Regions from separate parts of the Homo sapiens genome. Here region 2 is linked to region 1. A link is an interaction called in ENCODE POLR2A ChIA-PET data of the cell type or tissue named here. Cell type or tissue: A673. All regions are shown on one strand. Each heading gives the region's core, and the rest is flanking DNA. Links, peaks and the distances in the headings are about the cores only.

Region 1 (16,886 bases), core at 5,269-13,268:
TGACCTCATGGCTGGAAAGTTTGAATTTTGTTAAGAGCTATGAACATGGAATAGCTTTAATTAAAGAGAAAGATAGTCAATAATTGCTGGTTTGACGTTGATAGACAATAATTTGGATAAAATCATATTCCATGAGAGAAATGGAGAGTTCTGTTATGCTATTACCAGAATTTGAGAATAAAATTAATTTGACTTGATATAAATCCTCACAAAAGTTAAAACAAACATACCGGGCAGCCTCTGAATACCTCTCCAGACATCTAAACACTGTTGCTTGACGAAGATGATTCCGGAAATAGGCTGGGTTTAAAACAATGCTCCTGTAAAAAGGTAAAAGAAATGCAAATGTTATTTGGGTTTTAAAAGACAATTACCACAAGTGCAATGGAATGAAATCACAGGCATTCAATTTTATATACTATGTGTTTTTAAAGATACTAGTGAAAGGAGCCCTTCCCCGCCCCCCGTAATTGGCAATTAAGACAAATAAACAAGCATTATTGAAAAACTAATTAAGTTTGCATTATCAAAGAAATTTTATTTATGGGACTGGATATTTTTACAGATATGACAATGGCAAAGAATTTGAATTCAACTTATGTTACATATAAGACATGGTGCTATTTTATTTGTTTTTAAATGAATTTTTATTTCAATAAATCAGGGAAAAAGCAGGTTATTTATGGTATGTCTACTTTTAATGAAGAAAGAGATTGTTAGTTGCTGAATTTCAGTTAAAAAAAAAAAAAGGAACTGGAGGCTGGGTGCGGTGGCTCATGCCTGTAATCCCAGCACTTTGGGAGGCCGAAGTGGGTAGATCACCTGAGGTCATGAGTTCAAGAACAGCCTGGCCAACATGGTGAAACCCTGTCTCTACTAAAAAATACAAAAATTAGCCAGGCATGGTGGCAGGCGCCTGTAATCTCAGCTACTCGGGAGGCTGAAGCAGGAGAATTGCTTGAACCCGGGAGGCAGAGGTTGCAGTGAGATCGCGCCACTGCACTCCAGCCTGGGGGACAAGAGCGAGACTTCGTCTCAGAAAAAAAAAAAAAAGAGGAACTGGAATTTGGGTGACATGTTCATTTGAATTCCATAATTAGGTTCTGTGTTTTCTCCCAGCTGGGTGTAAGAGAAGACCTGTACTGTTGGTTAAGGGATCTAGTCTTGGTCTTGACCCTTTTGTTAAGGCCTTTCCTCACTTTGGACCTCTGTTTTTTCTTGACTGAAATGACAAGGCTTGACTTGTGGATAAGATGAACTAACTGTCCTTACCTGCTGACTCTTCCATTATCTCACAGAGTTCTGGAATCTCAATCCAAACCTAGATGTGAAATGATCTCCCTAGCTGCCTTCTTCTCCTAGAGATAAAGGGGTAGACCTTTCTCTTCCTTGCTTCATTGAGAGCCTATTATGGGTAGGTATTGCTCAAGGTGTTTGATATAACAGGGTCAACTAGCTGGATGCAGTCCATGCCCTATCACCAAATGGGGACCCAGCCATTAGTGAAAGTTCGAAATGTAGCTTCTACTGTATTTATCAATGTGGGCTACAGAATGTTACAGAACCAACGCATGATTATTAAGCAACATTTTGTGAGCCTATTTTTACAAGTTGATGGGAATCACTTGGAATTAGTTCATTATTAAAGTAAGTGGTTCTTAACCTTTTTTTGAGAGGTATACAGTGCTTTCGGGAACCAGATAAAAAGTCTGAACCTCTGTCCAGAAAAATGCACATAATCATAATTGCACAAATTTAGGAAACTTGTGTGACCTCTCAGGGCTCTTCAGGTATTCCACATTAAAAACATGCAGACGAAAATAATTCAATTCCCAGAAACACTGCATATAAAAAGAATAAAGTAGAAAAAAATCTGTCTGGCCTGTGGATAATCATAGAATCGTATGATGATGAGATGGATCGACTGTATAACTTAGCTCACTTCAAACACAAATCAGCAGAAAGTAGAGGAAGACGGAACTTTCTAAAATCATGCATAACTAGTTAAAGAGCTGTCTAAAGTTTTTTGGTTCTCCATGTCTAGCCACAGAGCATTGTATTATATCACACTGCCTTTCCTATGGTGATTTCTGAATTAGACGGGTCTGAGTTAATGAGGTTTTACTGTACTCTATGACAAGGATTTTTGCAAATGAATACATTAATCCCTCAAGAACACAGATCGTTTGCTTTGGTGTGTTTTGATTAAAATGTTGGAAATGTTAAAATGATCACATGGGTTCATTTAATATCAAGACAAAACTATAATACTAATATTTACCATGAATATTTTTTATTACTTCAGAAAAAGAGAATGTTTGAAAATCATGTTTATATATTTTGTCCCTATAGAAGCAATTTTGTAAAGGTAAGTCAGAGTAGCTGAGGGCAGAGCTTTGTCCAGGGACTGGGTTTTCTGATTCTGACAACTTTCTTCCACAGGATAGGTAATTCTTCCCTATTACTTTTTATTTATTTATTTATTTATTTATTTATTTATTTATTTATTTATTTCATCCACAAGTCTATGAGGTGTACTCCCTATTACTTTATTCACTTATTCACTCATGCATGTTTAGTTAGCATCTACAAATTTGATGGGACAAAATCCTTACTGAATGGATGTTTCCAGCCTTTGGCATCTTTTTGCCTATGATGTAATGTTTTTGCTTTGCCGAGCTATTCTCCAAGAATCTTGCTCTGTCAGACAAGTTCTTCTGACAAAAGTAGATTAGATTGGAGACAAGGATGAGGTGTGCTGGGAAGGAGGGGTAGTGAAGAAAGAGCTTATCAAAAGAGAGAGAGGAGAGAGAAGAGAAGGCATCAGAGTTGCTTTGGATGTAGGCAGAGAAGATTTTTGTGAGTAGTGAGGGCTGGTGAGGTTGACACTATCGGAACCATTACAGTGTGATTTATAAAAAGATAGGAATTAAAAAAAAATTACTTGTAATTATAATTCCTCTGTATGGTGTTGAAGAAATGCAAGTAGAGGACATGAGTTTAGAAATCACTATTGCTAGACGGACTAGGTTCTTTTAATCATAACACCACTCTGCCCTAAACCATATGATTCCCGGCTTCATAAGAGGGACCGAAGGAAGACACAGACCCAGTCTCTACTCTGAAAGTGTAATTATAAAAGAATATTTGGTAATTTGAGATGAAATATTTTATTTGGCAATTTATTATTTTTGACTTTTATAATTATTGCAGCATTCACTGTGTGCTTATCTTACGCCCCTGTTAGATATTTGGCAAGGAAATGCTAGTGGCAGTTGTAAAGCCTAGCTTTTATACTTTTATTAATTTATCGATGCTTTCTAAAATGACATACCCTTTTAAAGATATATTTTATGTCGTGTGCAACTTGTAGGGGAAATGATGATCTGTCTTTTGAAAAGTTCTTAATCATTTGTCATTTGATGCCATTTGGAAAGCTGCAGGAGGCAGCCTGTGACCAAAATGGACAATCTCACTGCAGTTACAGTGAAAAAAAAAAAAACTACAATTGTAATCAGAGAGCAATCTCAGAGCTGATTGGTCTGATTTTATCACAGAGGAAAAAACTCTGATTTAGCTATGCTGATAGGGCTTTTGGTAAAAAACAAGAACCATGTTAGAGACTAGCTAAATGATAGACGTCATTGAATTTTTGTCAGAAGAAAAGGAGTTAGTAATGGGCAATGATTGCCTACTCCATTGATTCACCCCTTTCTAAAACAATGGGATCCTGTAAAATAATATATATTATAGTAAATGAAAGTTTATTTTTAAAACAAATTTGTTACCTGTGGTAAATCTTGTGCTTTTTATGATTTCTATTTGTGGATACTTTAAAATTTATCTTTTTTATTAAAGTTCACATGATTTGATGCTTGTGTATGTGTGTGTGTGTGTGTGTGTGTGTGTGTGTGTGTGCTTATTTTATTAAGCCCTAAATTTGTACACTGATGAGGCTCGAATATAAGTCTATTTTGGTAATTATCTCAGGTTTCCCAATTCGCTTGATAAATAATCCATCCTTCTCTCGTGATTTGATATGCCACGTTTATTATACACTAAGTTCATATGCACACTTGGGTCTATGGCTGGGCTTTGTAGCCCATGCTTTTGATCTGCCTAATTCTGTGACAGAAAATGCTCTAATTATCTTTATTTTATAATAGATTTTAATTTCCAGAAGGGAAACAACTGCCTAATGTCCTCTATGTGAATATATTTGTTAGTTAATATGGCATATTTATTCTTCCTGTTGAACTTTATCATTTTTGTTTCTTCCAGCTACAAAAAGATCATTTGGTGATTTTTATTGGTATTAAACTAAAGACATTAGATTAAAATTTAGGAAGAATAGACATTTTTATATTATTGTCTTCCCATACAGGAATGTGGCATTTCTCTTCTTTATTCAAATATTCTTTTGTGTCTCCCAGTAATATTTTAAAGTTTTTTTAAATAGAAGTTTTACTAATTACTTGTAATATTTTAACTTTTTTAAAAAAACAGAAATTTTACTAATTTCTTGTTAATTCTTAAGTTTGAAAACTCTGCATGAGAATATATGTCAATATGTCTATATTCACATATCTATGTATATGCACACACATATTTGCATATATATTCTCATGTAGAATTTTAAAGCTTAAGAATTATATAAAATGTATAGAATAAATATATATAAATATATTACTATGAATATAATCAGCATCAGGACCTGGGAGCTTGCTAAAAATGTGAAATCTTGATTCCCACCTCAAACCTACTGAATCACATTTTAACGAGATTCTTAGTTGATCTGTATGCACATTAAGGTTTGAGAAACACTACATGTATGCACAATAGGTATGGGATTTTTTTCTATTATATTTTCCAAACTCTTATTGATAGCATAGCATTTAAACATGTATTTTTAAAAATATTTATTTTGTACCCTTATAACTTAATATCGCAATAATTTAATTTTATTTACATCATCTGCAAATAATGATGTTTGGTTACTACTTTTCAGTATTTATAACTATTTTTTTCTCTTACTACATAGGCTAAATTTTTTAGAAAAAGAATTTAGATAAGTAGGGTGATCTAAGAGTGTTTCAATATTTCATTGATAATTATTATTATTGATCAATTTAAGAAAAAAAGAAGTATCATTCTATGTGTTATTTTCCAAGAGTTACCAGAAGTAAATAATTTTTAAAAATATTCTTTGAATCTATCAAAATGATCTTGTGGACTTTCCTTTGATCTTTTGTATTGATGAATTAGGTTAATTAATGATTCAAGAAAGGTATCAAAATTAATACAGAATATTAAAGCCAAGGATTGAGAAAGTGAATAATAAAATAAAACTACATCCAGGATGAGAAATGAACAAATAAAAAAATTCATTTAAAAAATAATGCTATGATTTTTATGAAATCGTATACTAAAATTAAGTTGCTAGAGGTTTTATATTTTGTCTTTTCAATCAAACTGATATTAGGTTTAGCTATTAATTCTACTGTTTTATTTTTGATTTATTCATTTGTTTTTATACTTATTAATCAATATTTGTCCTCTCTGAAATTTATTTTTATTATTTCTCTTATTCTTGACATATAGAAAATTTATGTTTTCTTTTTAAAGAAAGCATTTAGAGGTTTGAATTTTTACAATAATTTTAGCTTTGACCATATCCTTAAGAATGATAGAGTATATTTTATTCTCATTATAGTTTTTTCTCCCAGTCTCTAATTATAGATTTTAATTCCTCTTTAAAGAATTATTTAGGACAGCATTGTTCAATTTCAAAAGGGTATTTTTTTCTTATAACTTTTACTGTTAATTTCCCATTTTATTACAATGTAAATAGAGAATATCTTGGACAATTTCTTCTTCTGCTATATATGAAAATTAATAAATGGTTCAGTGTTGAAAATATTTTAATGGAATGTAGAAGAAATAATATATTTATTTCTAAGGTATTGTTAGTCTGAAACCACTGGAGATAACATTAAATTTTTAATGATTTAAATAAAACTTCTAGACACCTTTTACTTCATTCAAATTCCTTGGGAAATCTTTTGAAAAGTAAATTTTAATGGTGATTATTACCATTTTAAACCCAGCTTGTTTTTAAAGGCAATATTCTCATTGTTTATATTCATGTTCTATAATACTTTTCAGAAAGTTAAATTTTTTCTAACATGTTTTTATTTAAGTCAGTTTTATTGAGTTATAATTTATATACAGTAGTATTCACTTTTTAAAAGTATATAGTTTGGTCTGTTTCGACAAATACATAGCCATCAACACAATAGAGATACAGAAATTTACAACCGTACTAAACAGTTCTCTCATTTTCCTTTTTAATCAATTTTCTTCCCTTATGCCCAGTTTCTGGCAACCACTGATCTATTTTCCAAATTTATAGTTTTACCTTCTCTAGAATATCACTTAAATGGAATAATATAGTATATACCCTATGCGTACGGCTTCTTTCACTTAGAATAATGGTTTTGAGATTCATCCATATTATTGTATGTATCAATAGTTTGCTTCCTTTTACTGCTTAACTATTAGCAGTTTCCACAATTTGTTTATTCATTCACCAACTGATGAACACTCTGTTGTTTCTGTTGCTGTAAACATTCATATACAAATCTTTTGATATAAGCTTTCATTTCTTATGGTAAAATACAGGGGAGTGAGAATACTGGGTCCTATTCTAAGCATATGCTCAACTTTGTGAGAAACTCCTAAACGTCTTTCCAAAGCAGTTGTACTATCCTGCATTCTCTCCAGCAATGCATGAAAGTTCCAGTTGCTTTGCATCGTCGCCAGAACTGGTATGATCAGCATGTATGCGTGTGTTGTGTTTAAAGTTTTAGCGACTGTGATAGGTGTAGATGGTATCTCATTGTGGCTTTAGTTTGCATTTCCCTAGTAACTAAAGATGTTGAGGATCTTTTCATGTGATTATTGGCCATTTGTGTATATTCTTTTGTGAAGTTCTTGTTAATCTTTTGCCATTTTAAAAAACTGGGCATTTTTTTTCCTTATTAGTGTGTTGTAAGGGTTCTTTATGTACTCTGGATACAAATTCTTTGTAAGATACATATACTGCACATATTTTTCTCTGAGTCTGTGGCTTGTCTTTTAATATTCTCAATAGTTTCTTTTGAAGAGCAGAAGATTTTTGATGATGTCCAACTTATCGACTGTTTTTCTTTTATAGTTTATACCTTTAAAATATACTATTTAAGAAAACTTTGCTTAATCCAAGGTGACAAAGAATTTCTTTCATATTTTCTTCAAAAAGTTTGATAGTTTTAACAGTTATAAACTATTGGAGTTGAATTTGTTTATGGTGTGAGGTAAAGATAAAGACATTTTATTTTGCTTATAAATCTGCAATTTTCCCGGCACTACTCATTGTAAAGACTATTCTTTCTCTATTGAATAACCTTGACATGATTATCAAAAATCAATTAACCATATCTGTGTGAGTCAATTTCGGAATGGAATATTCTGTTCTGGTGATTTATTTGTCTATCTTATGCCATTATAACAGTTTTGACTACTATAGATTTATAATAAATCTTTAAATCAGGTAGTTTAAGTCCTCCCAACTTTGTTCTTTTTTTTCCCCTCTAACATTGTTTGGACTTATTGAAATTCTGTACTTTTCTGTTTACATTTTAGAAAGTAGCCTGTTAATTGCTAAAATGTCTGCTGGGATTTTGATAAGTGTATAGAAAACTTTAAGATCTATTGACATCTTAATAATATTGAGTCATCTGATCAATAAATATAGCACTTTTCTCCATAATTAAGGCTTTATTTAATTTCTTTCATCAATGTTTTGTAGTTTTCAGCATGAAAATCTCACACAAACTTCATTAGATTTATTCCAAACATTTGATATTTTTTGTTGCTCTTATAATTGGCAATGATTTTTAAATTTCAATTCTTATTGTTCATTGCTAATTTATAGAAACATAATTGATTTTTTACGTTGACCTTGTATTCTGCTACATCATACTACTAAGCTTAATTATTAGTTCCAAAAGCTTTTCCAAAAATACTTTGGGATTTTCTAAATAGATGATTACATCTTCTGCAACTAAAGATGACTTATTTATTTCTTTCCAGCCTATAACATTTGTTTATTTTCTTTGCCCTATTGTACTGTTTATCACCTCCAGTACCATTTGTTGTTGTTGCTGTTGTTTTGTTTTGTTTTACTTCCCTCAGAATTCTCTAAGCTTCTCAGACTTGAATTTTACTGTTTTCCCTTTAATTTTGGAAAATTCTTGCTTTTTTTCTCTGTCCCATTCCTCTCTCTCCTTTTCCTCCTCATTCTGGGACTCTTCCTTATAGCAGCCAACCCCTGCATTGAATATGTGGTTGGTCTCATTTTAGAGAGTGTTTTCTGCTTCTTGTCTAGTGGTAGCAGAACTCCTCTTGGTATCTTCCCCGGGCCCAAGAGAGGTTTCTATCTCTCTTTATCTCTTCCCCAAAGCAGAGGGTTTATGCTTTACCCTTCCTTCAGTGGCTATGGGAACAGGATAATTTCTGACTTCTTCCCCAGAGACATATGTTTTGCTTCTACTTCTCAATCAGAAGCTATGGATTTTTGCCTGGATGCTGAGAATGTGAATATCTGCTATCACTACCCCAGGTACTTTAGACTTTAGCTTTATATGAGACTAGGGATTAGGGAACAAATTTATTTTTTCTCCCTCCCTCCCTCCCTCCCTCCCTCCCTCCCTCCCTCCCTTCCTTCTTTCCTTCCTTCCTTCCTTCCTTCCTTCCTTCCTTCCTTCCTTCCTTCCTTCCTTTCTCTCTCTCTCTTTCTTTCTTTCAATTTCTTTTTTAGGCAAAGATGCCCATCTAGTTACCATTGTCTTGGCTGTTAGCAAAGTAGTGATTGTTTCATCCTCCCGAGGCAACACTCCTCTTATTCTTTTAATAACTTGCTGATGTTCTTAAAATAGAAATAGGTGGTAGATCTAGAGAAAGCTAGGAACATGGAATGTTTTAATTTCAGCGAATCATGATAACTTTATGGATAAGATGATGACATTTATGCTGGATAATAGCATCATTTCGTAGATTATAACCAATTGAATAACTGATTAATGCTATGTAAGTATGATCTGTGTTATTATGAAATAAGGAATCTAATGAAATGTCTTTAGCCCTTTTTGTGGACCTTATTTTCATTAGTGAACTAAGATTAAGAAATTGAAAGGATGTCGATAAAATTTTCAGACGGCATAAATTTTACTGCAACAGGAACTTATATCACTGATGACGTAAGCAAAATTTAAAATAATATGGACTGTTTAAAAATAAAAAATCTTAGTTATAAACAATCATTTTATAAAGATAATCATGGCTTGAGTTTGATCATATGGAAAAAATCTGAATATTTTAACTGCAAGCTAAATGATATGATAATATAATAGAGCTACAAAAATTGCACATAAAATTTTGTGCTAAATCAATATAACACATTGTTTTCAAATAACAAGTGATGTTTTCACTGAATTGTGCCTTCACCATATAGTCCCTTGAATTCATCTATAGTTCTGAGCATCTGTGAAGATCATCACCATATCGGAAGCTGTCTAGAATGAGTGATCTGGAAAACATAGTGTGTGAAGAATATGGAATGAAATAAATATGTTTAGAGAGTAAAATAATATCAGCCTCAGTAAATATATTCAAATACAATGCCCTTCCATATGGAATATAGAATAATTATTCTATGTAATATCAGATGAGGCCAGGCAAAAACCAGTTATAAAGCTACAAATAGCTCAGTTCAACATAAGGGGGGACTTACTAACCAATGATGCAACAGGCTTTCAGGAGAATTTCCTTTTACTGGAAACATTTAAATGATATTTAGAATGCCATCTGTCAGGACATGTAGAATAAATTCCTCACTGAGTGGGAGATAAGGCTAAATGACTTTCAAGTATATTCACGAAAATTTCTTATAATGCATTATCCAGCACTGTGAAGAGTCTGAGTTTTTTTTCCCTACTTGCAAACTAACAAGTTAGCTTGAAGCAGTTTTATGGAAGCTGGTAGAAGGTATGAGCCTCCAGGGTCAGAGACAAAGGACAGTTTATTGTTCACAGCAATAACAGTAATCAGAGTTTTTTTTTTGTTTGTTTGTTTTGTTGTTGTTTGTTTGTTTGTTTTACTGGTTCTCTGAACCATAGATCCCAGATGGTGGTGAAAGGAAGCTCAGGTGACACCTTCACATGCACTAGGTTGTACCACATGAGAAAAATATGAGTTTAGAGAATGTGAATATTTTGTAATGGGCTGTAAGGTTGCCTATCTTTTGCTCTAGGGGGAAACAGTACACCTGGCAAGGCAGTAAAAAGACTTGTCTTTCCTTCTAAGGCTGTTTGCCACACAACCATCTTTGAAAAGATAGTCTGGAGCAAAGACCAGTCAGCGCCTTGGTCACAAGATATGCAAAACTGCTATACACATGGGTAATTTTCTCCCCATAGGGATAGATTTTTATTTTTATTTTTATACAGGGCTTTGCTCTGTTGCCAAGGCTAGAGTGTAATGGTGTGATCATGGTTTACTGCAGCCTCAACCTTAGTAGCTGGGACCACAGGTGCATGCCACCACATTCAGAAATTATGGATAGCTTTTGTTCAGATGTGTAAGACCTATTTGTTACATTCATGCCATTAATAAATTTGAAAAGCATTCATAACAATGGGAAAATTAAGATATCACAGGTAAGTGACAGGATGCCTAATATTGAAGACAGAGTGGTTACTTTACTATCTATCTATCTATCTATCTATCTATCTATCTATCTATCTATCTACCCACCCACCTACCTGTCTATCTATATTCTGTCCTAGGAAGGGATTAAGGTAGCTTATAAAATACTTATGAAGTTAAATGAAAGTAAAAATAACTCACAGGAAATAAATAAAAATAAACAAATCGGACTGTATCAAAATTAAAAACTTCTGTTCATCAAAGGACAATATAAACAGAGTAACACAGCAGCCCACAGAATGGGAGAAAATATTTGCAAATCTTATATCTGTTACAGGGTTGATATCCAGAATATATAAGAAACTTCTTTGAGTTAACAACAATTTAAAAGACAACCCTGTTAAAAATGGACAAAGAACTTTAATAGACATTTTTCCAAAGGTGATATACCAAGGGCCAATAAGCATATGAAAAGATGTTTACATCACTAATTGTTAGGGAAATTCAAACCAAAACCACAATGAGATACCATCTCACACCCATTAGAATAGCTACTATAAAAAATCAGAAATAAAAAAGTGTTGGCAAGGATGTGGAGAAATTAGAATGCTTGTGCACTGTTTGTGGGATTGTAAAATGATGCACCCACTATAGAACAAAGTATGGAAGTTCCTCAAAAAGTTAAAAAATATAATTACTACATGATCCAGCAATTCCACTCCTGTGTATATACCTAAAATAATTGAAATCAGAGTCTCCAGGAAATATTTGTATCCTCATGTTCAAAGCAGCATTATTCAAAATAATCAAAAGGTAGAAGCAACCCAACGTCCATTGATGGATGAATGGATTAACAAAACATGGTATCTAACATACAATGGAATACTCTTCAGACTTAAAAAGCAAGAAAATTAAGACACATGCTACAACATGAATGCACTTCAGACATTATACTTTGTGAAATAAGCCAGACACAAAGAGAGAAATACTGTATGTTTCCATTTTCATTGATGTACCTGGAGTAGTCAAATTTATGGGGACAGGAAGCAGAATGGTGATTGCCAGGGGACAGGAGGAAAGGGGAACAGGGATTTGTTATTTAATAGGCATAGACTTTTAGTTTTGCAAGATTGGAAGAGTTCTGGAAATTGCCTGCACAACGTGAAAGTACTTAACACAATTGAACTGTACACTTAACACTGGGTAAGATCGTACATTTTATGTTATGTATATTTTACCACAGTTAAAACGACAACAAAAATAACTGAATGTGGAAGCAAGATTAAAAGTAGGGAGAGTTAAGATGAAGCCTGGATGAGGTTAGTGCACAAATATTATATCTTAAGATCCTAAAAGTTTGATTGAAATGACTACACATCTAAATTTGCTGGTAGCTAATGAAAAGAGGGTCGCATAGCCAGTATTAAACAAGCAATTGTTCAACTCAAGTATTTCTTGGCCTACAATCAGAAAGATGAGCTTATCCAAAGATGCCCTATAATGTAACAATCTGTGTTCTCAGTAACAGATTTACAGAAAAATCAGCGAGTGTTCCATATTGTTGCTTCTTAGAGAGTCTTTCAACATGGGCTGTTGGCATAGTACTAAATCTCAATCTAGTAACTTAAATTCTGGGGTAGGTAAAAAATGAGAATAGAAAGAAAACTTATGCAACAGTGCTGTCACTATACAGAGATTCAGTGAATCTTAGTGGTTTTGTCTTATTTAGTCAATTGACTTGCTACAAAAGATTGATCATTAGAATTAAATTAAAACTAAAATAAAGTATAATAGTCCTCTGCTTTTAAAAAGTTCATGCAGTCAGTTTAAATATCTTCAATAGATAATCAAGATAGAAAAATGGAATAACCCAATTTAATTTACATTGAGAAAAAGAACTGCTTTACAAAGTATTAGACCATAAAATTAGAAATAAAGGCATTGGATTTTGAAATAAGAAAATTACTGTAGATTATTGTCAAACAAAGCATATAGCTCTGCCAAAACACTAGCAGAGTATGTTTTTGCAAAAGCATGAAAGTAGAACCTAACTTCAGGGAAATAACAACAAGAAATCATTCTCAAATATTACTTGAGATCTCAGCATGTATGTGGCACAGCAGAAGAAAATGAGGTTTTGAGAAGTCAAACAGAAAACAACTCAAATATTGTCTTTCATGTTTTATCCCCAAAATTACAATTAATTCTGCAACTAATTAAATGTGAAAAATATTAAATTATTGAATTATCTCAAGTGAACAACAAACACCTATTTCTTGACATGACAAATAATTTATGAAATAATTACTTAAAAGAATTTGCTATATTGTCACAACACTGAAAAATATATAGTCAGAAAGAAATGTTATATGGTCTATCTTCTTTATAGAGCTAGTAATGAAAACACATTAAAAATCATCAGGATCTATGTTTAAGTATATTTTACTCTAAAATTTGAGTATGACATTACCTTGTTTAGGAAGACAGAATTTATAATTATACAGTGGGGGATTCAAATAATACATTTAATGGATCATCTATACCAAAAAATAAGAACTTTTAGAAGGGAGTCGCCTAGGGCTTCAAGCCTTCCATGTTCTTCATCCAAAGGAGTATTACCAGTTAACATGCATCAAATAACCATCAAAAGTAGGTATGATTACTGGATCTTTAGAGGCATGCAGTGAAATGCCTTCTTGAGCAATAGAGAACATTTATTTTTTTCTACATTTCTTCGACTTTCTTACTCAGTTAATTACTCTTTATCCACCGCAGACTTCTCCATAATGGGAAGTAATACTCACCGTTATCATTCACCTTTATATATTCAGCACCTAAGTGAATGCCTGGCACATAATAGGCAGTCAATAAATGTTTACAGAATAAAGCAATGTTAATAAAGTGGCTGAACAACATTTCCTCAAGAGCCTCCAGAGAACCTAATCATATCTAAGGTTCATGAATGAGATCTACATCTCTTGTGACCTGAATATATCAAGGATCACTCTCCACCAACTTTTGTGCCTGTATCCCAGTTGAACATCAAATGTACACAATCTTACAGTTTCTACCTTAGGCAGATGTGATCAGGAACAAAAGGCAGTTAATGTAATAATATCAGCGTAGAGATAGATAAGTAGGGCATTTGAAAACAATTCCCAAGAAAAAATATATATTTTTTTATAATTTGAAAATCTGAAAAAAGATCCTCATCTTTGTAGACTGTAATTGTGTCTTTCCATTTTTTCTTTCATCTGTCAAATGCCTGGATAGAGTGAACGTGAAATAAATTCCCATTTATTTCTTCATCTACATTGTAATCCCGAGTCTGTCTGGTAAAAGCTGTTAGTAAATCACTTGGTCAGTTCTCCCAACAAAATAGTCTTTAAGTAATACAGTATATCAACCTATCTTTTGACATTTTCATTTTTCGTTCTTGACATTTTCTCTTAAAAAATAATACAGTGTTGGCCCTATTATCTTTCCTTTGGAGTCTGTGAACCAAAATATCAGCTATCACCTCTCTTGTAGAAAAGCTCTCAAGGTTCAGAAACCAAAGATGTAGATGTAAGGCCCTACACATCTGTCTGTCTAATACTGGAGGGGAGGGTGGAGGATTGGTGATGGTGGTTCAAGAGCAGTGTGTTGAGTTTCACATGTTTTTTTCCATTCGCTGTGTTACTTGGGTGAGGTTTATTTTATTTTAGTTTAGTTTTTAGGGGGGACGGAGTCTCACTCTGACACCCAGGCTGAAGTGCAGTGGCATTATCTTGGCTCTCTGCAACTTCTGCCTCCCAAGTTCAAGCGATTCTCCTGCCTCAGCCTCCCAGGTAGCTGGGACTACAGGTGTGCACCACCACGCCTGGCTAATTTTTGTATTTTTAGTACAGACGGGGTTTCACTATGTTGGCCAGGCTGATCTTGAACTCCTGATCTCAAGTGATCTGTCTGCCTCAGCCTCCCAAAGAGCTGGGATTACAGGAGTGAGCTGCCGCGCCTGGCTGAGATGTATTTTAGAATGATTACTTTGAAAGGTACAATGAATAAACTTCCCTCTGTTCTACCTATTGGAAATTACTTATGATTCATTCGGCAATAATTTTTGAGTATAAACCATGTTCCAGCCACTGTTCAGGTTTTAAAGAAAAGAGCCAGAAAGGTAAATACATACTTAAACTAATATTTTGAGTAGCCTTATTGTATGGAAATAAGTGTTTGTCTGCATTCTATTATTTTTTATGCTGCCTTCAAATAGCAAATTACACAAGAAATTTTAAAATGAACTGAAATATAGTATACTGAATTCCATTACATAATTTTATTGGATAATAAAATCATATCCTTATTTCTTTTAGAGTCTGAAAATTAGAGGGATTTTTGATGTTAGAGTCTTAGAATTAGAGGGAAGTTTGACAGAAAAATCAAAACAATTTGTCTATCAGGTATTAAAATTACTCATATTAACATCATAATTTTTTGATTCGTGGAAGTATTAAATTACATCCAGGTAACAATATTTTACCTACTTAAGCCCTTTGTGGCCCTTTTACCAAAAGAGAAATATTGATTGTTATTCCTACGCTTTATGACATTGTAGGACTTCTAAATATTGTCTCTGATTTTCCTTTGCTAAATTAACAGAATTAATGGGAGTTCCACAATGGACATTGTATTTATGTAGATAATGTCCAGCCCAGCTAAACCACCAGGTTATATAGTATAGTTTGAAAGTTTAAAGTCAAAATTTGAATTGGATATGGACTTTGATATGGGAATTATCTCAATACTGGATTCAAGGTTTAGTTATAGATCAAACTACTGTTTCTTTAAGTGATTCCCATTAAGGAAATCTACTAATTAGTAATATTATAAATGAATGTATTAATGGTTTTTCTTTGTAATACACACTCCTTTCTTGATTGACACCGATTATTAAATCTCTCATTTTGACATTCTGTCTTCTTTGGCTCACTGTATTGAGTCTCAACCTGTTGTGACTTGCACCAAATAGAGTGTCACAGCACATTACTTTGGAAAGAATACGCTTTCCAGATATTTTTAGTAGTGCTGCCATTTCTGTGAATATAATGACAACAGCATATATTGTGTTGTGTTTGTTGAAAATGCTACATTGGATACTAACTGACTAGCCCTCAACTAAGTGTTAACCTACTTGAGAGAAATAATAAAAATACATACATAACCAGTAATCAACACATCAAAACTTGAAACAGTTAAACTGTGCGATGCTTGCAAGGGAGATGGAAAAATAAAAGGTTTAGGAAGGGGATTTGCAATGATAGGACAATTTAAAACTTAAAAAGGGCTAATCTGGAAAGAAATCCGAAGAAAGTGAGTTTTGAGCTGCCTTTGAAATAGTCACATCAAAGGAAGGAAGGTAGAAAATTCAAACTGGGAGAGTGCCTCAGAAATGACTTGGTGATAGAGGATGATGGTAAGCCATATTAACAACCGCCCTGTAAATTAGCTTGGCTAAAGCAATAAATTGATCATTGGGGAAGGTGGGAGTCTATTAAGGGCTGTTCAATAGTGAAAGGATTTTTAATTTTATGAAAGAAACTACTAATGCTTCAGGGATTACTAAGAAAGCACATAATGGAAACACTTTTAAAGAAGACAACTATTGCAACTATTCTGATGAAAAATCCAAATGCTGGGAGAATGCCAAGGATGCTGTGAAAAAGTAGAGTGGTTCTCAACGTGCAGCCTGCAAATTTTCTATAGGTTCCTTGACATTTTCAGGGGGCTCATGAGGTAAATTTTCATAATAATATTAAGAAATTATTTTCCCTTTTCACTGTATTGACATTTGCACCAATGTTGCAAAAGCATGGTAGGGAAAACAGCTGGCTTCTTTGCAGGAAGCAAACAGGTGATACCAAACTGTTCTGGTATTCACTGAGTGTATTCTTTACCATTATGGACACTCAGCCTCTATTTTTTTTTTTTTTAATAAATTTCAATCCTTGAGTACATGTCTCTTTAACATTTGGTAGGATGATGTAAGAAGTATGCATCAAGCACTTCTTCTGCATACCAAAATATAATAGCTGTCTTGGGGAAAAGCACTTCTGCACTTGTTCCATTGTTTACATTTGTGAGCTGACTTAGGCACTGTT
Region 2 (16,886 bases), core at 2,829-10,828, 190 kb before region 1:
TTATTGAACAGAAGTCAGTTTGTTATTATATAGAGAAGTTGTACATGACCAAATTTATATCCATTCTTACCTAGGGAAACACATGTGCACAAGCAAACATGTGCACAAGAATGTCCGCAGCTGCACTGCTTATAATATTCCCAAATTGAAACAACCCAAATGTCTATCAATAGGACAATTGATTGACATATAGCCATGAAAATAAATGCTTGCTAACTATATGCAATAACATAATTTTCAGAACATACTGAGTGAAAAAGCAAATCGGAAAAATATCCATAGCATTGTTCTACCTACATAAAATTTAAAACAAGGAAAATTGAGTTATTTAGGGATAGGTCGCGCTATCACTCTAAAGATGAATGTGCTATTCCGGATAATAGTAACATCTTGGGGGAATGCGTGTAGGCAGAGAAATGGCGGTCAGGGAGGAGCACAGAGCGGCTGTCTAAGGTACTGGAAATTTTTAAGTTCCTAAACAAGATGGGATGTACATGCGTACTATGTACACGCTGTACACGTGTACATGCCCTCAAATTAAAATGCACTCTTACCATTTATCAGTTTCTTGTAACATTCTGATCTTTCTTCTGGATATTTTATATTGTTTACTAATCTAGTTGTCTATTACCATTACAGTACTAAGTGGCTATTTATTTTGTTATTCTCACAACGTGCACTTTATATTTTAAGTTGTGTGTATTATATATTTCAAAGTAGAATTTTTAAAAAATACAATAAAAGTTTCTTTATTTTCTTCTTTTTTTGAGATGGAGTCTCACTCTGTCACCCAGGCTGGAGTGCAGTGGCGCCATTTTGGCTCACTGCAACCTCCGACTCCCGGGTTCAAACAATTCCTTGCCTCAGCCTCTGAGTAGCTGGGATTACAGACGCCCGCCACCAAGCCCAGCTAATTTTTTTTTGTGTATTTTTAGTAGAGACGGGGTTTCACCATCTTGGCCAGGCTGGTCTGGAACTCCTGATCTCGTGATCCACCCACCTCGGCCTCCCAAAGTGCTGGGATTACAGGCGTGAGCCACCGCGCCCGTGCCCGGCCTATTTCTCAAATTACAGAGGTGGGTGGTCCAGGGCTGCTAGGGTTGCTTTGCCATTCTTGACAGACAATTTCCCTTTCAGCATCTGAAATGGCTGCAGAACTCTTACTCCTGCCTCAGCACTCCACAGAAGGAATGCGACGAAGGGCAAGGAAATGCATGCCCAACTACTTTTTAAAAATCTCAAACTAGAATTTTTTAAAAGGAAAGATATCATCCAAATAAAATAGCAATAGAGGATAATCACCTAAACATGTAAAGACTTTTTATAACAATGAACAGATAGCACAGTACATAATAAAATATTAACACCATTGCATTAGATTAAGAAAACGTTAAATTAACCCTCCATTACCACAACTATTTGGTTTTTAAAATTTTAGCTAAGTCCAATAATACAAGAAATTATTAATTAATTAATATAATTTTAAATCAATTAATTATTAATTAAATTATTAATTAATATAATTTTTTAAAAAAGAATAAGCAACAGTGTTATTCTTTTGCAGATAATGTGGCTATATATTTCAGAGATTTCCTAAAAATCTCATAGAATTAATATTCGACTGGTTACACAATAGATATACAAAAATCAAAAGCTTTTCTTCAACATAGAAATATCCAGTTAGCATTTGAAGAAAAAACTTAAACATTTAAAAATGAAAAAAAAATTTTACAGTAGTTCTAAAGTATATGATTTGTCCCTTGGGATAAATTTAATAAAAAGGTACAGGTACTATGGAAACCGTCGTTAAAAGTCGAGAATCAATCTTTAATGATTGTAGAGACTGATTTATCCTAGATGGGAATACCTAATATTTAAAACAATTTCCCCCAAATTAATATATAAATTCACTGCATTTCCACTTAGAGTCTTACTTTTTGACTTCTCCTTTTTTTTTTTTTTTTTTTAAACAGGTTGAAATGATTCTAAAGTTTGTAGAGGAAAACAGCTGAGACCAGTCAAAATTCTTTTCTAAATTAATGAGGGAAGACTTGTCTTCTCAGGTATCAACACCTCAAAGCTACCATAATTAAATCCACGTAGTACGGTAATGGTAATGGAAAACTATATTAGTAAACAATATAAAAATATTCAGAAGAAAGATCAGAATGTTATGAGAAACTAATAAATGGTAAGAGTGCATTTTAATTTGATGGCTAAGGGTAATTTATTTATAAATATGCTGGCATAATGGGCTATCCGTCTGGAAAAAGCAAAATTATATCTACAGTTCATATCATTTTGAAAATAAATTCAGTTTTAAAATATAAAAGTGTAAAATATAGAATGAAATTTAGGAAAATATTTTGTAAACTTGATGTGTTAGAAAAACCCAGAAGCAAAAAAGTCAAGATAGTTGTGCTTAACTTCATAAAAATAACTTGTTTTTATATGATGAAAAATTCTATATACTCAAAAGATTTTAAAAGACCATAAAAAAATTTTCAAGTCATATGGCAAAGGGCATATATATTGAAAATACTTGGCTTGGTGCAGTGGCTCACACCTGTAATCCCAGGACTTTGTGGGTAGAGGTAGGGGTATCATGTGAGCTCACGAGTTCAAGACCAGCCTGGGCAACATGGAGATACCCTGTCTCTACAAAAATACAAAAATTAGTAGGGTGTGGTGGCGCACCTGTAGTCCCAGCTATTCAGGAGGCTGAGGTGGAAGAATTGCCTGAGCCAGGGATGTCGAGGCTGCAGTGAGCTGAGATTGCACCGCTGCACTCCAGCCTGGGCGATAGAAAGCCTCCCCAACCCCCAAAAAAACTCTTTTTTTTTTTTTTTTTTAATTTGAGACAGAGTCTCATTCCAGTTGCCCAGGGTGGTCTTGAACTCCCGGACTCAAGCAATCCGCCCTTCTCGGCCTCCCAGAGTGCTGGGATTACAGACATGAGCCACTGCACACAGCCAGTACCAAGGGATCTTATAAAATTATTTGTGAGGAAAAAAACCAACAAAATTCCAGCAAAATAATGTGTAATGAAGTCTTTTAAAATTTACTTTTAAATATTAAAAATGATAATAAAATTTACTTTTATTATCATTTAAAATTTTTTAGCAGAATAGCATAGGTTGCGTTGAAATAAGTCTGCCTGGGATTGAATTCCAGCTTCATCCATTTGTAACTAACTGGGTGGCTTTGGATAAATTGCTTCACCTCTTTTTATATCACTTTTGTCTATAAAATGGAGGTAATAATAGTGCCTCCCTCATAGGTCGACTGTGAAAATTCCACTTAGAATAGTGCCTGATACCCAACTAGTAGTTAACAAATTATTTATCATTATTATAATTTTTTTAAAAATGAACTGGAGATGATACTAATAGTCCCTTATATCATTGGATACTATGAGAAGTAAAAGAGATGATCTATGTAAAGCATTTAATATGGTACATTGCACACTGGCATGTAGTAATAATGTTAATTATTATTCTTATTGTAAATGTTAATTAGTGTTCTTATTGTTAAAAATTCAAAGTGGCAATACTTAGAACATTACGGTACTGGCACCAAAACAAACAAATTAATGGAATAGAATAGAAAGTTTAGAAAGAGACTTAATAATATACAAAAATTAAATTTATGACAAAGGTTTTACTTCAAATCATTTTGGAAAGAGAAAACTATAGTATTGATAAATGAGACTCAATTAGCCAACCCTTTGGGGAAAAACAACTTAGATCCATATGTCTCATCAAATACCAGGATAAATTCTAGCTAGATTAGAATTTTTAATGTAAACACTAAAAATACTAGAAAGAAACAAAGGCAAATATTTATATAGTTTTGGGGAGCCTTTCTAAGCATGGCATCAAGGGCCATAAGTGAAAAAAGATATCCCTGAATATACCAAATAGAGAACTTTCATGTATTTTTGAAAATACAAAAATATATTTCAGTTGATACTGATTAGCCCCGGGGCTTAAAATTGGATGGAAAAAAAATAAGATTTAGTTATTTTTGAACATACCTATTTTTTATAATGGAAGAACTAACAAAATAAAAAGTGCTTTAAAGTGCCCCAGACAAAATCAAAAGGCAAATGAAGAGCTGGAAAATATTGGTAACATCCCTAACAGTCAAAGTCAAATGCCATATTTAATACATAAAGCTGTTGTATCAAGATATAAATATGATGAATGGACAAGTCATTAGCAGGCAGTTCATCAAGAGCTACCAATAAATATATGAAGACATTCAACATTACGAGGAAACAAGCAAATACAAAAAAGTAAGATGCTATTTTAAAAATCACATAGGCAGATATCAAAAAGAATGATGCAGCGTTGTCAAGGGTATGCTTTTACAGAATGCTTGGGCTATAAACATTCTGGTGCATCATTTTATCAGAATCTTTCAACAAAATAAACATATCCTTTAATCCAGTCAGTCTCCTAGAAACTGATCCTGTGCAAATAGGCAAATGTGTATAGTTGTATTGCAGAGTTGTCAATACAAAAATGTTTTATGTCCTTTAACAGGGAATTGGTTATTTAAGTTGTGATACATTCGTGCCATGGAATCTACACAGCCGTTACAAATGACATTGTAAATATAGATTTATAGACCTGGAAAGATGTTCATTACCTATTGTTATACAAAGAAAACAGGTTATAAAGTGTTATATAGAATATGGTGACATTTTTGCTAAAAGTAATGCATATAAATAAGAGAAAGTCTAAAGGGAGATAGACCAAAATTGTAGCAGTTGTTATCTATGAATGGCACCAAGGGTGATTTTTAAAAATCTTTCTTCTTTCCTCTATTGTCTGAATTTTAAAATGATGAACAGGTTATTTAGCTGTCTATCTATCTATCCATCCATCCATCCATCGCCAGTAGGGGGAGCAGAGAATCTTATGTTGTTGTTTCTGCCTGTCTTTATTGGTCCCCCAATTACTCTGTAATCCTCTGCTATTTGGCTTCTGTATCTACTTCTCCATGAAAACGAATTTGCCAGAGTTACCAATGACTTCCTGTTTGTCAAATCTAATAAATACTTTTCGGTTCTCATCTGTTGGACCCTCTGGTTCTGTCTTGTAAACTATTTGCACCTTTTAAAAACACGGTTCTCCTTTTTTCTTGAAACAGAGTCTCACTCTCTTTGCCCAGGCTAAAGTGCAGTGGCGTGAACTCGGCTTACTGCAGCCTCAACTTCCTGGGTTCAAGCCATTCTCCCACCTCAGCCTCTGCAGTAGTGGGAATTACAGGTGCAGGCCACCACACCTGGATATATTTTGTATTTTTTTTGTAGAGACAGAGTCTTGCCATGTCGCCCAAGCTGGTCTTGAACTTCTGGGCTCAAGTGATCCACTTGCCTTGGCCTCCCAATGTGCTGGGGGATTACAGGCATGAGCCACCCCTCCCAGCCTCTTTTTTCCTTTGAGTCCTCTGTGTGATGGTTAATTTTAGGTGTCAACTTGACTGAATTAAGGAATATCTAGAGAACTGGCAAAGTAGTGTTTTTAGGTGTGTGAGAGGGTGTTTCCAGGGGCCATTGGCACTTGAGTCAGTGGACTGAGTATAGGAGATCCACCCTCAATGTGTGTAGGCTAAGAGCCCCGATAGAACAAAAAGAGGAAAAGATTTAGTCTCTTTCTCTCAGAGCTGGTACACACTCTTCTGCCCTTGGTCATCAGAGCTCCAGGCTTTGGACTGCAAGACCTACACCAGTACCCCCTTCTCCCTCATCACCACTTCCTGGGTTTCAGACCTTTGACCTTAGACTGCGAATTACAGCATCAGCTTCCGTGATTCTAAAGCTATAGGACTTGGACTGGACTGAACCACACTATAGAAATCCCAGGGTCTCCAGTTTGCAGACTGCCAATTCCCCTAAGTCTCTCTCTTTCTCTGTCTCTCTCTCTCTCTTTCCCTCTCTCTCCTCTCTCTCTAGGTATTCATCCATCCCTCCCTCCATTCATCCTATTGGTCACCTCTCTAGAGAACCCTGTCTAATCCACTGTGTCACCACTGTTTTCTCCTACATATTGAACCACAACTCAGTGTATTTCACAAAATCTTTTGCCCACCCCTTACCTGCAGATGTTCCCTAAATGTCCATCTTTCCTCTTCATTTCTTTGCATCTTACACATTTACACCATGTATATATATGTATGTAAAACTGCCACAGGGCATCGTCCCCTTGATTTAAAAGCACCTCACACTTGCGTGTTCAAAGACCCACATACCCTATAAAAGACTCGTATCTAGGATATAGAAAGAACTCCTACAAATCCAAGAGACAAACACCCTTCCTTCATTTCTTCAATACCACTCTCCTTTAAAAAAATATTATTATTATTATTTTTATGGATACAGGGTCTCACTATGTTGCCAAGGTTGGTGTTGAACTCCTGGGTTCAAGCAACGCCTCCTGCCTCGGCCTCCCAAAGTGCTAGGATTACAGGCGTGAGCTGCTGTGCCTGGCTATTTTGTTTCTGTATGGCTTTCTGTGAATGGTATCCCTATCCACTCCACCACCTGAGTCAGATACCTGAGAATTCTCCTAGGCATAGGCTTATCTTTCTTCCTTATTCCTCATAGCCAAGGTGTTGATCCCACGTCCTTGAGATCTTGTGAATGAATAATCCATTCCCTTGTCTCCATTTTCATTACCATGCCTTATTTCATGTACACATGACTTTCTCCTGGATTTATCTGGTAATCTTCATTCTTAAACTAGGTTCCATAAAGGCAGAATCTGGAACAAAGACTTGTGTTAGGTTTATTTAGAGGTTGTTTATCATGAGGAGTTGAAGTGAAGAAACAGAGAAGGAAGGAATGCCAACACGGTTTTGCTATATCGGGTTAGCCACTACCACAACCCACTGTTGCTGAGTCCTGTGGGAACTTTTCATCTGGGGTGTGAAAGGGAGAAGCATTGATCACTCAGCTTCCAGCCCAGTTGCTCAAGAACGGTCCAATAATAGTAAGTCCCTGGCAATTCCAGATTGTACTTGCATGAATGCCCAGAGGTATTGATACTCCAAAGCCTCAGAAATTCCTGGGACAGGAGTGAGAAGTGGTGGCACATCCTCCAGCAGTGGCTCCAGTAGGAAGAGGTGGGGCTGAGAGGGTTTAAAGTGGCCCATAAGACATGTCTGGTTCACCTTTCAACTGATCTTCCTGTACTCCTTCTGCTAGCCACTTTTTATAGCCAGAATAATCTTAAAACAAAATGACTATATTATTTTTCTGCTTGAAGTGTTTTGATGTCCCTTTTAGAGACCTTCAGAAAAATATTCTCTCCTTAGCACATCATAGAAGCCCTCCCTTTATTATCTGGCCCTCTTCTACCTCCCTAAAAGTATGACTTCTCCATATAAACCCTTCCCAGCTCTTTATCTGTGCTGTACCCTCTACCTAGAGTTACCTTCCTCTCCTTTTGTGCTTGCCTATTTTCTCCGTATTTGCAAGCCTTACTTGATGCTCTACTCTTCTTCCCAGGCTGAGTTAGTTCCCTCCTGTATGTTCCAAGAGCACCCTGTGTTTATCATCATCATAGAATTTATTACATTCCATTACATTTTTGTCTGATTTATCTGTTAGACTACATTGTCAACTCCTAATACAGAACCTGACAAATAGTAGGTGATCAATAACTGTTGACATTGTTTCACTATCTATTGCAAAGCTGTATACAGGGAAAGTGAACCAAGTTTATCACTAAAATGAAGAATAACCACCTTCAATGTATGCTTAAATATCATTGGGGTTTTAGTCCCTCCAGAAGGTGTTAATCTAACATCTTCCTGTAAGATGCGCCTTAGGAAGAATACAGATTATAATCATTGTATGGAGGAGTGTTGGTCAAAGAGATGAAAAAGGCGTCGGCTCTGAGAGACCAGAAGGGTCGAAGAGCTGTCGCATTCCTACAGGTGGTAATAACCCTTCACTGATCACCTGCCTTCAACAAGTGTGAAAACTGACAACCCATGTAGCCATCTCTTAGAGAGAGTGTCTTAGCCTTCCACACAAGTTGCCCCCACAAGCTGTAGCCGGGAAGCAGACACATGAGCCATATGAAATTGGGCCAAGGGCCAGTAGAATTTTAGTGCAGTTTGAAACTGTGACATACGGCACTAATATTATATTTCCCCAAGGTTGGAGTCTCGCTGCCAAGAGGTGTGGCATTGCTATCACCCTGGAAAGTGCAGCAAAGACTTGGGAAAATATCGTAGGCTGAGAGATTACTTTTCACTTCCAACTAAAGCTGGCAGACTGAATTCTCTTGTAAAAGAATAGATTCAGCTTGATTTGTTTGGCTTTGGGGATTTTGGCATTCATAGAATTGCCAAATGTATGATAACTTTATTTTAAAAAGAATAATTGTGTAATTATTTATTTAATTAGAAAAAATAATAAATGCTTGTAATTATTTCTGGTTTAAGTGTTTCTAACTTGAAATACAAAACACTACTTTTTCTTCAGCTGTCAGCTTTAGACGTCACTTATTAGCTGAAGTTCTGAGAAGCTGAAAAGTGTTTAGTCTATTTAAGCTATGTCTCCCCTCCCTTCCTCTCCTCCCACCTCCCAACATACAATAATTGTTTTTTTTTAGATTTAAAAGTGATTTTTAGATTTGAATATTAATGGTGTTAGATAATATTAAACATTTGAGTGCTTACTGTACGCCAGGCACAGTTCTAAACACTTCACATACAATAAATTCATTTTCTCCTCATATCAGAGAATTATTATCCTCATTTTGAGACATGGAAACTGAGGCACAGAGCAGTTATGAAACTGACTTGTTCAAGGTCATCAGTTAAGTGGTAGAACTGGGATGGTTGTATTATCTGTGCAGTCAAGAGTATGCTTTGCTGCTCCCCATAGAGGAGGCTGTTAGAGCCCCTAGCCTTGCCTGCACTTCACCTTTCCCCTTTCACCCTGTGTCTCCTGATAACAATTACATTCTGCTATGTAACGTTTTTAAGTTTCCCAGGTTTGGTTTGTAGGTTAATTCAAAAGCTGAAAATTAGTATACGATATTTACATTATTACGACTAAGTGAATATTGTTCATTATAGAGACAATTAATGCTTTAGGATTATAAATTCGATGTTTCAATTTTGGTACCAGTCAAAGCCAAATGATCCTTGCATCCAGTTCTAATTAATTTTTATTTCTTATTAATTCTCTCAATTGCTCAAAATCATGTCACATTTTAGTTTCCATGGTTTTTGGGCATGACTTTCTCGTACAGTTCTTTACCCTGCTATTTCTTATTACCTTCCTCCTTTCTCCTGTTTTGATAACCCTCCCCCTCCCCCTCCTGGAGTGTTGTGTAGTAGAATTTTAATTAACCCCTTCCTTTCAGCTCCCTTTGCCCCGATTTGTTCCTCTGACCCTGAACTTGGAGCCTGTCTGCAATCAATGTTAACCTCCTTCCCTCCCTCCCTCCTTCCTTTCCTTCCTTCCTTCCTTCCTTCCTTCCTTCCTTCCTTCCTTCCTTCGTTCTTTCCTTCCTTCCCTCCTTTCTGAATTCTGGGTCCTTGCCTTCTCGTTTGGTTTCATCTTTCAATAGGCTTCCATCTTCTTTCCATCTCTTAGAAATGTGTTTAAACCTCTTGCCTACTGATGTATCCCCCTTCTGTCCACTTCTACCGGATTATTTCTTCACACTTTCTTGGAATTATTAGATAATCATTTGTGCTTAAACTGCAGTTTGAATTAGAAACCCTATTTGGTCCACATCCTAAATAGTCAAAGTGATATGTGTATGTATATACGTATGTGTGTGTGTATATATATATAATGTATGTATGTGTGTATATATATATGTATATAATCTTAAATGTGTACAAATAGCATTGTCAGGTATAAACAGCATTTGCTTCTTTAAAATTAAATGGCTTACACATAGATGAATATTTACTTAGAAATACCTAAACATTAAAGAAAATGATTTCAGAACCTTATTCGCCACCTCCTACCCAACCCAGGCTAATAACACAGAGAAAACTTTGTTATCAGATCCACCATTATTAATTGGAGTCCTCTATCAACTTAATCACACTTTTAGCACAATAAAAATGGATGTTCATATTGATGTCTTTAAGGCAAAGCAAGACCCCAAAGCATCTTCAGAATCACTAGAACAAAGTTAAATTATGTTCAAGATTAATTTTAGTGCAAATTATTTTAAGCTAGGTCTATAGGCATTTGTGATAAATGTATTTATTGCCCTGCCACAGTACAGAAAGAATTTGAGATGGCTTACATAAATACATACTACACAAAAAGATAAATAAGAACAATGAAGAAAAGAGTAGGAATGGTAGGATGAAGCTGGGATTGAGATTGGGACCCAAAGTTACTTCAGAGTGACCGGTGCATTTGTTAGGAATGTACCACACATTTTATTCCGAGCATCTAACGGCTGACCAAAACCATTTCCACAGCCAGCAGGTCAAGTTCATTAATCCACATTGCACACAGCATAAAAACAGTTTGCTGTGGAGAACTATTGCTGGAAAAAGACTGGGGCGAATTACTTCCTGTGGGTTCTAGTAAAGCACATATGTGAAATGTAGAGAATGATGTACTTCGTAACTTCTTTACAGTAAAGATAGCAATATGATGCACGTAGGAGTTTTAGTAATATGAACGAGCAGAACTCCATAGGGCAGGATTATAAGCAACTTTATTCTCCCACTTCCCACACCACAATCGCTAACCATTTAATGCCATTAGATTTTCCCCACCCTTTTTATGAAAGTTAATCTCCCAGTTTTCTTACTCTTTTTTAGTTTGTTTGTTTTTGGTTTTTTTGTTTCGAGGCAGAGTTTCGCTCTTTTTGCCCAGGCTGGAGTGCAATGGCACGATCTCAGCTCATCACAACCTCTGCGTCCCGGGTTCAAGCAACTCTTCTGCCTCAGCCTCCTGAGTAGCTGGGATTACAGGTGCCCGCCACCATGCCCGGCTAATTTTTTTTGTATTTTTTATAGAGATGGGGTTTCGCTGTATTGGCCAGGTTGGTCTCGAACTCCTGACCTCAGGTAATCTGCCTGCCTCGGCCTCCCAAAGTGCTGGGATTACAGGTTTGAGCCACCGTGGCCAGCTCCAGTTTTCTTATTCAAAAACAAACAAACAAAAAAACAAAAAACAAAAGAAAACAAAAACCACTGTTTCCATTCAATTTCATTCACTGGGATAGTCTCCTTGTAGCCATCATTCTGTTCAGTCCACTGAGATCATCAACACTGTACTTCATGTGAAGTGAAACTTTTCTCCTCCCCCAGGTTGAGTTGGAAGCCTGTGGTGGTAAAGAAGGCGTCTTGCTTCTTTCCAGGTCTTACCATTTTCTCTCTCTCCTTCCTTGCTACACCCTTACCTTCCACCGCCATGTCTCAGTTTCCCCTGACTTGGGGAAGACAGAAGAAGTCAGGGACAGGAAATACCTTACTTGCCTGGTAGTGCCATGCCTCTCTACTGGTGCATGTGTAGGGAGAGCCTTCTCCAACCTCGCCTCTTTCTGGGTTCTCCTATCTCAGGGGGTAAATCCTCCAGGGTATGTCAGACACCAGTGCCCTACACATTGCAGGAAACCCTTATCAACCTCTATAAATGTTCTCCTGAAAGCCTTTTTCTTTAAGCTTGAGGTAAAAGGGAAACATCTTTCTTCCTCCTCAGTGGATGAAGGAGGGAAAATGTGAGAGCACATTCTCCTAATTTTCTTTCTTGGCCTTTTCTACAAAGGCCTCTTCTATAAGGGCCTCTTATATCCTTTATGTGGTGTTGAGCTAAAGGTTAAAAAATTAGTTTTCTGACACCTCCTTTGCCTTCTTAAATGATGCAAAAAGAGTCCCATTTAATATCTTATTCGATCTTTACTGAAATCTTATAAGTGTATAGGAAATATTGTTGACGAGCTTTTCTGCTTTGAGGCTCAAAACAATGTAGGCATGAAATACTGTGTTAGTCTAGGTAGATGGCATTTCAATCTAGCAATGTATCTATATTCTCCATTTAAACTATAAAATTGATACCTATTCATTTTAGATAGACTAGAAACATTGAGGAACCAAAAGAAAAATTATTAAAATGATTCTGTCCCAACTTTCAGGGATGGTTACTATTAACCTTGATTTATGTCCTTTCATATTCTCCTTATACTGTAATGGACATCCCTTGCCATCTGAATCTCACTATCCAAATATTTGTTTTAAGAGCTTGTAAAATTTTTTTCTTGAATTCACTATCTGAAAGGAAAACTTGTTATAAGAAATCTACATTGTCACAGCAGTAAGACTGTTTGATTTGTGCACAAATTCTGGGGAGAAAATAGAGTTGCTGCGGTAGATTCTCAGCTCTTCTCTTGACAACACTGAATCTTGTGCTTGCAGTTTCAACATGTAGTGCATTATCGTATCAGATCCCCACATTATTATATGAAAATGTCTTCTAAGAGTGCTGAAAAGCCTGTGAAGAAGTACGAGCCTGTGAATTGCTGAACGCTATTGACAAAGGTGATTCAACTGCACAGCACATTTTTAATGTTGATGGAATTGATCTGCTTTGGAAATGTATGCCATCTTGTATGTTCACTTCAGAAAAGAAGACAAAAATGCCAGAACATAAAGCATCCAAAGTAGTCTAACACTACTTTTAAGTGAATGTGAAGTTAAGCTAAAACCTCTGCTTGTGTATCACTTCAAAAGCCCCAGTGCCTTTTAGCGACTAAGGGAGAGTGAATTGCCTGCTGTGTAATATTCAGCTCGTAAAGATAGGATGACCAAGGCAGCTTTCAGTGATTACATGAGGAGCTGTCTCTATTCATCAGAGTACACACGGATGGAAAACTTGCAAACAAGGCTCCTTTGATAATAGACTAAGCTCCCAGATGTCCTTCTAGTGTTGACAGTTATGGAGATAATATCGCAATGGACTTTTTGCCTTCCAGCATGATGCCATTATCATAGCCTCTGGACCTGAATCACTACAGCCTTCAAGGCATATTGTTTGCAGATGGTGATGCAGTATGTGGCACTTATATGCTGATATATGGTGTGATGATGCAGGCAACACTGTTTCAGCACAGAATTTATAGAAGAGTTTTGACATTCAGAAGGTCTTCACATTTATCAACTGGGTTTGGCATGTATCATAACAAACAATGAATGGACTATGGGAGAAACTAGTACTGCAATATGTTGCTGACTTCCAAGGTTTCAGGGAAGTGATTAACGCAAAGCAAAAATCCTAAATCTTGTGAAGAGGGCTAGATTTAGTGAAGTGGATGGTAAAAAGACCTTAACGTATGACCACAGAACTTGTTCAACTAGTTGCTCATTCTACAGCCCAGGAAGGGAAAGAAGAGGAGCAATAAATGCTCATTGCTGGGTCTTTAGGAAACGTGAAATTATGCAGATAAAATACTTGTTTTTGCAAAGTTTGTTTTGTTTTGTTTTGGTCCATAACTTTATCTGCCATTACAGATAATGGTTCATAGCCATGCACCTCTAGTGTCTCAAGATCCAAAAAGAGATGAGCGTACATAAGATCCTTGGACTTGAAAACAGGTGAACCACAGGCATTTGACGCTCCACTCACTCTCTGCCAGCTCATTCCCACTCGGCTTCACATCGACTGAGCAGTATTAACATCTACCTGCCTGCAACCTCCATCTCCCTCTCTCTAAACCTCTCTTTATTTGGTTAGTAATCATTTTGTAAAATTTCCATGTTTGCTTATTTTATTTAACTAAATGTTATTTGTATTTATGACATAACTTTAAAACACACAGTAGCTTTTATTTTATATTAAAAATTATGCCTGCTATAGTACATAAGGAAAACTAATTTCTATTAGATATTCTGTTGTATTGTTGCATATTACATAAAAACATACCCACTAAAAAGCCCATTAAGTATGAAATAATTATGTAGTTGATATTTTGTACAGTATATTTATGCAAAAATCCTTGGAAGTGTTACTATGCAGGTGCATAGGAAGGTTTAAACAGGTTCACGCCTGTAATCCCAGCACTTTGGGAGGCCAAGGTGAGCAGATCACGAGGTCAAGAGATGGAGGCCATCCTGGACAACATGTTGAAACCCTGTCTCTACTAAAAATAAAAATTTTTGTAAAAATACAAAAATTAGCTGGGCGTGGTGGCGCATGCCTGTAGTCCCAGCTACTCAGGAGGCTGAAGCAGGAGAATCGCTTGAACATGGGAGAATTGCTTGAACCAGGGAGGCGGAAGTTGCAGTGAACCAAGATTGAGCCACTGTACTCCAGCCTGGTGATAGAGCAAGACTCTGTCTTAAAAAAAAAAGAAAAAAGAAATTATCTGATCTCCTGTGTGGGCCAACAAAGTGCAAGCCGAACAAATCACACCTATGTTCCACATGTGGCTTGTTTTCAACTTCTGACCTTTCCAAGGGCAGTCAATGTGTGAATGTTCCAGTGACCTCTGACCTATGAGACAGCTGTCACAAAAGCTTGCCCAGTCAGTGATGATGGCAGTTGTCTTAGTCTGTTTTCACACTGCTATAAAGAACTGCCTGAGACTGGGCAATTTATGAAGAAAAGAGGTTTAATTGACTCACAGTTTCTGAGGCTTAACAGGAAGCGTGTCTGAGAGGCCTCAGAAACTTACTATAATGTGAGAAGGGAGAAGGGGAAGCAAGCACGTCTTACCATGGTGGAGCAGGAAAGAGAGAGCACGAGCAAAGGGGAAGTGCCACACACTTTCAAACAACCAGATCTCGTGAGAACTCACTATCACAAGAATAGCAAGACAGAAGTCTGCCTCCATGATTCAATCACCTCCCACCAGGCCCCTCCCCTGATATGTGGGGATTACAAAGAGATGAGATTTGGGTGGGAATGCAGAGCCAAACTGTATCAGCAATTAATACAAAATATCATATTCCCTTGGGAATTTATATAATATATACAAGGATTTAGTCAGTGATAAGGGGAGCAGAAGATAGAATACCCTCATGGAAAAGGTTGACAGGAGGAAAATAAAGCAGTAGATGCTACGAGTAAGAGAAAATTATGATTATTGTAAGCTAAATCATACAGCACAGGGGAGGATATAGTTGGTTAGTAGGTAGAGTAGGAGTAATTAGGTAGAGCTGAGTCATGATGCAGTCAGGATGAACAAATTCAGAGTGATGACAGGAGAACAGATACTCTGGTTTTTTAAGCTGCTGGGTTTTGAATAGCTCTCGAATTCTCTGAATTTTAGCCTTTGGGAGGTCTTCATGGATGGTTGCACTTGCACTTCCTTTGGGAATTGTATTTGGTTCCATGAAGCATGATCATGTAGATAAGACTCTCAACTTCTTTTTGTGCCATTTATAGTTCCAATAGGTACTGACTTACTGGAGACAAATTGAATAAGTCTCTCTTTTTATAACCCAAAACATTTAACAGTATTTATGTACCATAATATATTTAATCAATTCCTCATTGCTGAACATTAAGATCATTTCAAACTTCTAATATGCATACAATTTTTGTCATGAAATTCTTTGTACATTTATTATAGTGTACTTGATGTTCCTCAGAATAAATTCCTCTGGGTGAAATTCCTCAATCAAAGAATATATGGGCATTCTAAAACTTTCTATATGTATTGCCAAGTTGCCATCTAAAAAGATTTTATAGATTTACACTCTTTACTGGCAATCTACAAGAGTGCCAGCTCCTCACTCCTTATGAGTACTGGATATCATTTTTTATTTTTACTTACCAATATTTTGAGTGAAAAATGCTGACCTGCTTTATTCCTGATATGTTTTATTGCTCCTCTAATTGAACATAATTTCTTGGACATTAATTGTCCATTTGCATTTCTTTTGTGAATTATTCTGGTATGTTCTTTGCTTATTTTCCCAAGGGTATAACTTATTTGTTTATTAACAGTAGTGGTATTATTAATTTAGAGCTATGTGCCATTCATTATGCTAAAAACTCTATAAACTTCATTTCATTTAATCCTCACAAAAACCTTTGAGGTAATTATTATTATTCACAGATTAGAGAAATGCAAACTAGGTTTAGAGAATGCTATGGTCTGAATGTGTCCCCAAAATTCATATGTTGAAACTTAATCACCAATGTAATAGTCTTAAGAGGTGGGGACTTCAGGAAGTTATTAAATTATGAAGGTGGAGTGATGGGATTTGTGCTTTTATAAAAGGTGCAAAGGAGCTGCCTCTCTCTCTCTTATCCCTTCCATCCCTCCCACCATGTGAGGGCACAGCATCCTCTTGTGCAGCAACAGGGCACCATCAGGTGGATGCAGGAGGATCCGGTAATGGGGCACCATCTTGGAAGCAGAGAGCAGCCACATGCCATCGCCATGATTTTGAGCTTTACAGTCTCCAGAACTGTGAGAAATAGATTTCTGTTCTTTCTAAATTACCCAGTCTAAGATATTTTGTTATAGCAGCCCAAACAGACTAAGACAGAGATTTAACATGATCAAGCAGCAAGTAGCCTGATGTATACCCAGGTTTACTGAATTCAGATCATGAGGTTAATGTGCTTTCACAGTTGCCAAGCAGAGTCACTGCTTATGGTTGCGAAGATTATGCTCCTGTCTTATCTAGAAGCACAATATTTTTAAAACAACAAATACAGACACATGCCGATGTTGTGAATTACATAATTTAAAATGTTGGAATTAACTTGAATTAAGATGAGACATGTCATTTCTGGTGAATACTTCATATATTAGAGAAAACATATACTTAAAAATCAAAAGATCTGGATTCAAATCCCAGCTCTGCTATTTACTGGCTGGGATATCCTTGGTAAGTTTCTTCTGCATCTTTACTTGTAAGATAAGGATAATAAT

Evidence for each region. ChIA-PET counts read pairs that join two places held together with the same protein. Peaks named below come from ENCODE experiments on the same cell type or tissue, not always from the same donor. Only the 100,000 strongest peaks of a DNase experiment are listed, where the experiment ranks them.
Region 2: POLR2A ChIA-PET joins it to region 1 with 6 read pairs; 2 of 35 experiments call an interaction of 5 or more read pairs at or near these places.

What each region holds. Positions count from the first base shown.
Region 1 is chr3:173,019,256-173,036,141 of GRCh38, forward strand. SPATA16 (spermatogenesis associated 16) reads right to left here. Exons shown (of 11, transcript NM_031955.6): 4 at 231-320. Among named protein-coding and RNA genes, the nearest start is that of SPATA16, 110 kb to the right of the region's middle. In A673, for the core only: no CTCF peak of the experiment used is centred there; DNase peaks (open chromatin) are centred at 8,576 and 8,926; H3K27ac peaks cover 2,387 bases.
Region 2 is chr3:172,831,688-172,848,573 of GRCh38, forward strand. No RefSeq gene overlaps it. Among named protein-coding and RNA genes, the nearest start is that of ECT2, 89 kb to the left of the region's middle. In A673, for the core only: a CTCF peak has its summit at 4,891 (motif pointing right); DNase peaks (open chromatin) are centred at 4,934 and 9,464.